Regions from separate parts of the Mus musculus genome. Here region 1 is linked to region 2. Evidence: chromatin loops called from intact Hi-C (ENCODE). Cell type or tissue: heart. All regions are shown on one strand. Each heading gives the region's core, and the rest is flanking DNA. Links, peaks and the distances in the headings are about the cores only.

What was found. Hi-C counts contacts between places; a loop is a spot of excess contacts. Peaks named below come from ENCODE experiments on the same cell type or tissue, not always from the same donor. Only the 100,000 strongest peaks of a DNase experiment are listed, where the experiment ranks them.
Region 1: it touches region 2 in a loop (4-fold over the local background); 2 of 42 quality-filtered maps call a loop at or near these places.

The regions. Positions count from the first base shown.
Region 1 is chr19:32,385,175-32,389,381 of GRCm38, reverse strand. Sgms1 (sphingomyelin synthase 1) reads left to right here and starts at 870. Exons shown (of 10, transcript NM_144792.5): 1 at 870-1,162. 2700046G09Rik (RIKEN cDNA 2700046G09 gene) reads right to left here and starts at 166. Exons shown (of 2, transcript NR_033198.1): 1 at 6-166. In heart, for the core only: CTCF peaks have their summits at 1,850 and 2,702; DNase peaks (open chromatin) are centred at 851, 1,781 and 2,541; H3K4me3 peaks cover 2,204 bases; H3K27ac peaks cover 1,861 bases.
Region 2 is chr19:32,301,931-32,306,137 of GRCm38, reverse strand. All of the region lies in intron 2 of Sgms1 (sphingomyelin synthase 1), which reads left to right. Among named protein-coding and RNA genes, the nearest start is that of Sgms1, 84 kb to the left of the region's middle. In heart, for the core only: no CTCF peak of the experiment used is centred there; DNase peaks (open chromatin) are centred at 1,037, 1,497, 1,937 and 2,927; H3K27ac peaks cover 1,028 bases.

The sequences.
Region 1 (4,207 bases), core at 667-3,166, 83 kb before region 2:
CAGACCCTGCAGGGTAGCGCGTCCCGGGCGACCCATGCCACGGTGGTACGAGCGGTCGGCCCAGAAGGCCGGAGCTACTGGAGGCTGCTGTCTCTGCCGCGAGATCACCGTCCTGGTACCGGGTTCCACTGCCCGAGCTGGAGATCTGCCGGCGACCCGCACCCCGTGGGGCCATTGGGCATGCGCAGTGCTCCGGCCCTGGTGCGGCGCTCTCCAGGTTTTCGCCGCAGCTCCGAGAGGCGGCGGGAGGTGGGGCCCGGACGGACTAGGGGGGAGGGCCCGGTTCTTCCCGAGAACTCCTGGGCCTTCACGCTGCCTGGGGCTGCGCGATTTAGGAAGCCTGCAGACCCCTGATTTGGGGGGGGGGGGGGGGGGGAGATGGTGGTTTTAAGGATTAGAGCTTCGGAAAAATGTCCCGAAGAGTTTGAGGTTCATCCATTTTAAATGATCAATCATAAGGGAGTCACAAGTGTCGCAGCTCTTGGGCTTGGTGGGAAAGAAAATGCCAGTGTAGTTCGCCAACAGCTGTCCCCGTAGGTAGTTTCACCAAGGCTGAGTTTGTGTCCCCAACCTTCTAGCCGCCTTTTGCCGCACAACTCTCGGGCTGGCTCCTAATAGGGCTTCTGATCCCGGAGGATGAAACCCACCATCTTTCTCTTCTCGTGGTTGGGGGGTGGTGGGGGCGAAAGGGAACCGCATCTCCAGTTCCCGTTTCTAGAAACAAAAAGGACTCCCCCCCCCCCCCGTCCCCACCCCCAGCACACCCCACGGCCAGCTGTCCTGCGGGACTCAGCTGGGTCCCTGGTCGAGCGTCCGCGGTCCCCGCCCCCTGGCCGCCGGGAACACCCGGAGGAACGGACTGGCGTCGCGCGGGAAGCCGACCCGGCTCCGCCGCGGACTGGGCATGCTCGGCAGCCCGAGGTTCCAAGTCAGAAGCCTTCTCGCCAGCTCGGCGGCGGCCGGAGCAGCGGCGGCGGGCTGCCGGCTGGACGGGAGCAGGGAGAGCCGGTTCGGGCGGGCTGCTCGTCCCGGGAGCCTGGCACGCGGACGGGAGAGCGGGATCGGGTGCAGAGTCCGCACGCCGCCCTGCCCCGGTTTCGTTCCGCGGCGCGGGGCTCGGCGCGTGGAAAGAATTCCGGCGGCTGCCACGACTCGCGTGCAAGTGAGTCGCGGGGCGGGGGTGGAGGGCCGGCCTCCGGGTCGCGAGCGGCTGGATCTGACCCGAGTCTCTCGGGCCAGGCCTGACCTCGGTTGACGGCGGGCGGGCAGCCGGGGCGAGGGGGCGTGAGCGCATACCGCGCGGTGTCGCGCGTACCTGGCGTGCGGTCCCCCGCGGCCGCTCGTGGGGGTGGGCGCGGGGGAGCGCTCTGGCGGCCGCGATCCCGGCTCCGAGGGGGCGGGCCGCCGGCGGGGCTCCCCCGCCAACTTGGGCGGGGAGGAAGGAGGAGGCGTCCGTGGGCACCTTTCCGAGGTGCTGCGTGCGGGCTGGAAGGCTGCCTGGTGTCACATTGAGGCGAGCGGACGGTAGCGGGGCCTGAGAGCCCGGGACTGAGGACCTTTCCAGGTGGAAGCCAGCCAGAGGTCCCGTAGTGCTTAGGGGTGGACCCCCAAAATCACAGCCCCACCCCCACAACCCTGGGCGGCAGAGTGACAGTTGGTACCTCCTGGCCTGATCGCAGCGGGGCCAAGAGTCCGCGGCTTTGGGATTCCCTTCAGCACGGCCCCTCGATGACCCCCAACGGCATAACAGGTGGGACCCCCCTTCCCGGAGGAGCGAGCCCCTTCCTTCCCAGGCGGTGTAACAGCCCCTGGCTCGCGACTATTCTGAGACCCCGCGTGTCCTCACCGCGTGGGGGTGTTAAAGGGTAAGGCCTGCAGGGGCATCTGCGTAGCTCTGGACGCGGTTCGTCCAGAGAATGAGGGGTCTGAGTGATCATAGGCGACTTGTCAAGGGCACATCAGTGGTAGCAGCGCTGCCTCTGCCCGGATTTTAAACCCACACTCCAACTGTCTTCCTTTGGTGGCCCCGGTGTCCTGGTCCATCTAACGGATTCTGGATAATGCTTGATCCTTTTTGACTGCCGGGCTAACAGTCGGGGTGGAGGATGCTATTGACCTGGGGAGCTGAGAGAATCCGGGCAGGTGCTTCTCGGATGTTTCATTTCACCTTCAGACAGGACCGAGTTCAGCGCTACACACATAAAAAAGACAGAAGGCTGGTTTCTGACGGGAAGTTTATTTTCAGTGTTCTGAGGCCTGCCTTCTGTCATCGCTTTCCTGAAATTTACCTTCTTCAGATTGGGGGTGTTTCTAGTTGGCTACCTGGTTATGGAAGTCGTGAATGCCTGTCTTGGTGTGCTGTCTGTCAACTCCTTACGCCTTGCCTTCTGGCACTAGGGGCTGAACATCAGCAGGGGTGGGGGCCAAGGGAGCAGAAAGGAGTGAGATTGATGAGGTCTGATCCTGGTGGAAGTTGCCTTCGATTTGGGAGGCAGTTTGGGTCTGAGGAGGCAGGGGAGAGGATGTCCAGGCGTTTCATTGGTCAGAGTGTTAAGTGTCCAAGGAAAAAGCCAGCTGGGGTTGGGTGCCGATGTGGTCAGTTTTTTTTTTTTTTTTTTTAAGGGAAGCCCAGGGATGTTTGGTGATTCAGCAGGTGGCAGGTTTCCAGCTCTGAAGCCTTGCCTTGGCCAAGCAAGCCAGCAAGCAAGCTGCAGAGCCTGTGCCCGCAGCTGGCGGTACCTAACTTTGGGGAAACCTCCCGGAGTGGCCTTCTTATGTGCACCAAGTCTTCCTTCTTGTTTTGCTTCCTGTTTCCTTCTGGATGCCCTGGTCCTTTGGGTTTCCTTAATGCTCCTTTTAAACTACGGAGCACATTTTAACGTCTGTATCACAGACCTGCTGGGTAGCAGGAGATGGCCGCCACAACCGTTCAAGTCAGGTAATTACTGTACAGAGAACCCCTTTCTGTTTCTGCTTCAGAGACCAAACATTTTTATTGTTAGTAAAATAAATACTTTTCTGCCACTTGTCACTGACATTGAACTACTTCACATACCAGGGAACTTAAAAAAAAAACCTACTAATTCAACATATTAAGTTATTAAAGGCACACATTGTTTAAAACATCTTACTCGGAGAACTCTACTGTCTTGCATGCTTGACCTGTATGTAGCTCAGTAAATGCTTATTCATATTTTAAAAAGTTTTTCATAACAGAAGAGCACTAGAATTACTAGAATTTCTCCTTTTTTTTTATGTCTATCAGTGGGATTCTTTCCTGAACAATTTTAGAATAAAGAATGCACAGCAATGTCTGTGTACGTTGTGTGTGTTGGGCACTGAAAGACCCTGGTGTTTTTTCCTAAGATGCAATTGCCCCTTGTTGACCATAGGTTCAGTTTTATATCAAGAGCTTGATACTTGTTCACATTTTCATTTCCAGCTTGGGGCAGGCACTTCTCTTGAGCTGGAGTCAAGGCGCTCTTTTGGGGCCAAGTCATAAAAACCTAAAGGAGGACTTGATGCTAGTTTTTAACTAAAATGTGCTCCGGACAGATATCCTATGTTCTTTGATAAAACCTCATTCCCTGCAAATCGTTTCAGGAGACCTGTAGGTTCCCGACTTTGCCATCCAGTGATAAACACTGCTGTAGAGAAGGTAAAAGCTGCCCAAGGACTGAGCAAACACGCTGGCCAGTGTTGCTCTTCCGAGACCGAGTACAGATGGCTGTGTCTTTGCGTGTTTCGGATGGTAGCAGTCTTTTTTCAGAACTTTCTTGGTGTATGCATGGGTGTTAAAGATTTTGGCTTGTTGGTTCAAACAAGAATATACATGCAAGGAGGAAAAAGGAAAGAGAATATAAATGTGTATTTGTTGCTTCCTAATGTACTCCATTCCACTAGCTGTGCTGTAGTTTGGTCACCTTAGTTAGGGTACCCAATCAGAAAAAAAGGTCAGGTTTTTTTTTTTGGGGGGGGGGGAATCAGTTTAGTTTGGTGTGAGGGACAGGGAATGAATGAAGGAGAAGAGAGGGCAGGTCCTGTGGCCAGGGAGATGGCTTGGTTCTGTAGTTGTGGCAATAAGTTCTGGTTTCAGTAAAACTGAATTGAGCTAGTGAACAGGTGTGGCTTGGTGTTCACTAGAATGCTTTATCTCCATGCAGAGTCTTATCTCAACGTCTAGACACACCGAACACTGATGGAGACA
Region 2 (4,207 bases), core at 560-3,059:
ATACTGCATGGCCTGTAATGCCAGCACTTGGGGAGGCAGAGACAGGAGGACTGGGGCTCAGGCTCATTCTTGTCTACATAGCAAACAGGCTTGCCTGGGTTCCATGAGATCCTGCCTCAAACAACAACCACAACACAATGGACAAGATGTCATGCTATGTCAAAGAATAGAGTTGCTACACTAAGCAATATAGCTTGTTAACTAGAGATGACCAACTGCTTAACAGATTTCAAGAATTTGGAAACCAACTACAAATTTAGCTCTCAGTAAAAGCATCAGGATGACTTGGAAAATTCAGCCAAAGTTGGTTGAGCAAAATGTAAGTGCTGAAAGACTCAGAAAGTTTTTTGTTTGTTTGTTTTTGTTTTTTTTTTCTTTCCCCTAAAAGGCCTCTTGTGTCCAAATGAGAAACAATTTGTGGATCCTTTGTCTCCAGTGAGCCTATTTCTAAGGGTTATTTCTATGGAAAGGATTAGCTCTGAAGATGAACAGTGAACATGGGATGTGACCCAGACAGCTTCTAGTATATGCTCCAATTTGTTTATATAATAGACTGTTGTATATTTGTGTCAACGATGCTGAACAAGCATGGCACAAAATGTTTGATAAACAGACTTCAATGAGCATATGAGAACATTGCAGTCAAGTAGTGATGGGGACACGGGGCTTAAAGACATCTGTCATAGTACTCACTGGATTATCTTCAGTGGAGTTCCATGTTGGGGTTTCCCTTCTTGGTCTTTATTAATTATAGAGCTATCCATGAGCATACTTTCTGTTATTAAAGCAGTTTGAAATAGTAAGCAAAACTATATTCAAATGTATGGGTAACTTGGCAACTTTTCCCCCAAAAGAATGTGATGAGTCTAGTCCTTTTAATTCAAAATAATGAAATAGCCAGTCATCTTAAGTCCAAACATTAGTGGTTCCAGAGAGCTATTTGCCCCTCCCATCCCAGTCTGAACAGAGGAAATGAGTGAGTGATTAGGAATGAGTAAGAGCCGGAGGACTTGGGCCAGCTCATCTGTGGAAAGGAAGAAGGAATATTAATATAGTCCAAGACAGTGTAGAAACCACACCAACACAGCAGCATTAAGTGTTTGCCCAGGAAATTTGAGACTGAGAGGCCTTTCGTCCACTTGTGGGTGTGTTGCCGGAACACCCAGTATGCTTAGGCTTGCCTAACTACCTTATCCTAGAAGAGGTGGATTCAGGCGTGAGAAACAGCTTTTCTAGTCTAAGAGCTGATTCATGAAGCCGTAACGCTGGCTTAGTGAATTGTTTCATTAATTGTCTTTTGAGCCAGGGGCTGCTAGTGAATACCTTTATTCCTAGCACTTGAGAGACAGAGGCAAAGGCAGGGCAATGTCTGTAAGTTGAAGGCCTGGCTGGTCTACATAGTGAGTTGAGAGAAGTGGGGGCAGAGTGGGGAGAGGGAAAGAGGGAGAGAGACTGATTTTGAATTTATGCTTTCTACAAGTCTGCCTCTCACCTGTAAGTCTAGGGTCATCTGTTTATAGAATGATTCTAGCTGGACTTCTGTGAGTGCGGCATCCTGGAAAGTACAAGAGTTTCTGAACCCATGTAAGGCTCGCTCCCTATCTCAGAATATACTGTGATGTGGGTGGGGCTATGCATAATAATGACGGCTGTCTGTCTAATATGTCATCAGCAACTTGTCATGCTAAGATGGACTAGGATTCTGTTTTTGTTTCTAAAGTCTCAGATAATCAAGTCAGCAAGAAACATAAGAATGTTAGGGACTTAGCCTCCTAGTTTTCCAAGTGAATATGTATCCCTGTCTAAAGATTTCCTCCTTCTAAAGTTTTATTAATAAAACAATGAGTGTACAGGATTTCCAGCCCACTTCCTCTTAGAAAGAACAGGGCGGGGCAGCCTGTATCCCAGCTGGGACAGGAAGGGCCCCTGCTCCCACGTCTGGCCTTGGCTCTCTGCCCTTACAAGCTGGAGGGAGGGCTTCTGGGCGAGCAGATGTAGCCTCAAGTCAGTATGGTTCTTTGCCTACTCTTTGGACTGGGCCGACGGGCCAGGGAGAGACACGGGTTTAGTCTGGGAGTTGACACCTGTAGGTTCACCTCTCTTTGGCTGCTGTGATTTTGTTGGGGCTGTGACATAAAAATGACTCTTTAAAGTCTGGAGGTATAACTCTGAAATAAGACTGACTATCTTAGATTCCATTTTTGAATCACAAGCTCGGAGATCAGATAACTATAAAGATGTTGAAAGCAGATATTTTCAACAGGGAGCGGGGAAGATATTGTTCCCTAGGGAAGAGCACACCAATTGGTTATCCAATACCAAATCGTCAATCCTGAAAACATACAAACAAGTAACATTGTACAGACTGAGCAGGCTGTACTTGTATATCTAGGAATATATGTTTATATACATATATGTATATAATAATAGTTAAAGGAAAAAGAGGCTATGAATTTGAATGCAAGGAGGAGGGGCATATGGGGGTATTGGACAGAGGCAGGGAGGGGAGAAATGAAATAATTTTCCAAATAAAAGAAGGAATTAAAACAAATTGTTTGGGCTTTTGATTGGGAATGGACTAGAACCAATGAAACAACAAAACTCCTTGTAATGCAAGAAGGATGATCTATGTGGCCGGTGTTTAGCAACTGTGAAAAATTCATTTAATGTGTGATGTTGGGATGGGTGAAGACAAAGCATCCTTTGTTGACATTGGTGATAGCATTGGTGATGCAGCTCAAGCAAAGCTGGGCTCTGAGCTGTAGGCTTGCCCATCCCGAGCTCACTGTGAAACTGCAGGCTCTTCCTGTGCTGCAGGCTCTTCTTCATGTCCCAAAGCTCAGTTAAGTCCCCAGTGACCTGATATGTAAGGCGACTGAGTACAGGCTTTTAGCTAGGGCTGAGAAGGAAGCTGTGTTGAGTTCAGCAGGAACAAGGAAATCGCCCCCCCCCCCTTTATCTGATGAGACCCATCACATGGAAGGACTTAAAAGAAAGCAACAGCAGCTAGATAGTGATGTTGCTTAGCTCATAGAATCCTTGCTTGGCATGGATGTGACCCTGGGTTAGATCCTCAGCAGCCCATGAAACCAAGTGTGGGCATGAGTGCCTTCCTGTCAGCAACTGGGACGAGGAGGCTGGAGGATGAGAAGTTGAAGTAAGGATGGGGCCAGCTTTGTGATACAAGAGATCATTCATCAAAACCAGACAAACAACTAAGAAGATAAAATGTTCTAACCACCCTTACCCCATGATCCCAGTAGAACAAGGCCGAACACACCACTTAGAAGGTAATCCAAAACAAGGTATTAAGAGCTGTTACAGTAAGGTTTATGTAATAGATGAAATGTGAGCAACATCCTTTCTGGTTTCTGACTGATGGCAATTCTTAGATTATAGACTCTCATTTTATTGCCAGGCTGAACCTTTGAAACGAAAATTTGTCTAACAGGTTCCTTCTGCAGATGTGGGAATCGAGGTCCCTTGGGAGGGTGACAGACCTTTGCACTGACACATCACTATCCACAGAGCCCAGGCTTCTAGATGGTTTAAGCCTCTGTACAAAGCTTGAGAGACCAGATTTTATAGGTGCGAAGTTTTCAGGTCACTGTCTAAAGTCACAACAGCAAAGGGATGTAAATGACATCTTGCCAGGGCCCAGCAAGTGTCCTTAACCTAGTGTGAGACCCTTAGCAAACATTTGCCCACTGCCTAAGAATAGCCAAGGCACAGTTCAAAGGACCAGCCACTTCCTCCCACTGACATTGACACTGGTTGTTTTCAGTGGAGAGAACCGTGGATGTTTTCAGCACTGTCCCTGTGCCACAGTGAGCTGGAGATCTCAGAGTTGCTGAGGCTACCGAAGTGAATGAGACTGGCTTATGTGACATCATTTTGTCAGCCTTGTTTCTTTTTCCTACATGGCCATATCTGTATATTTGATACTTTAATGAACATTCTTTAGTATTATATCTTAATTATTTTTGTGTGAAAATATTAATGTTTAATATGTGCACAGTGTTCTATATGGTTCCTCCTAAATTCTTAGACTAAAATTATGGAATTTTGAATTTTTATAATAGAAGTAGATCAAATAGTCTGAAGATTCATAAGGCTCTGGATGTACAGTGACAGCCTTCTTCCCGGCACAGGCCTTATCCATCTTATTTTATTCCCATTGAGCATTTCTCACAGTGCTGACTTAGTG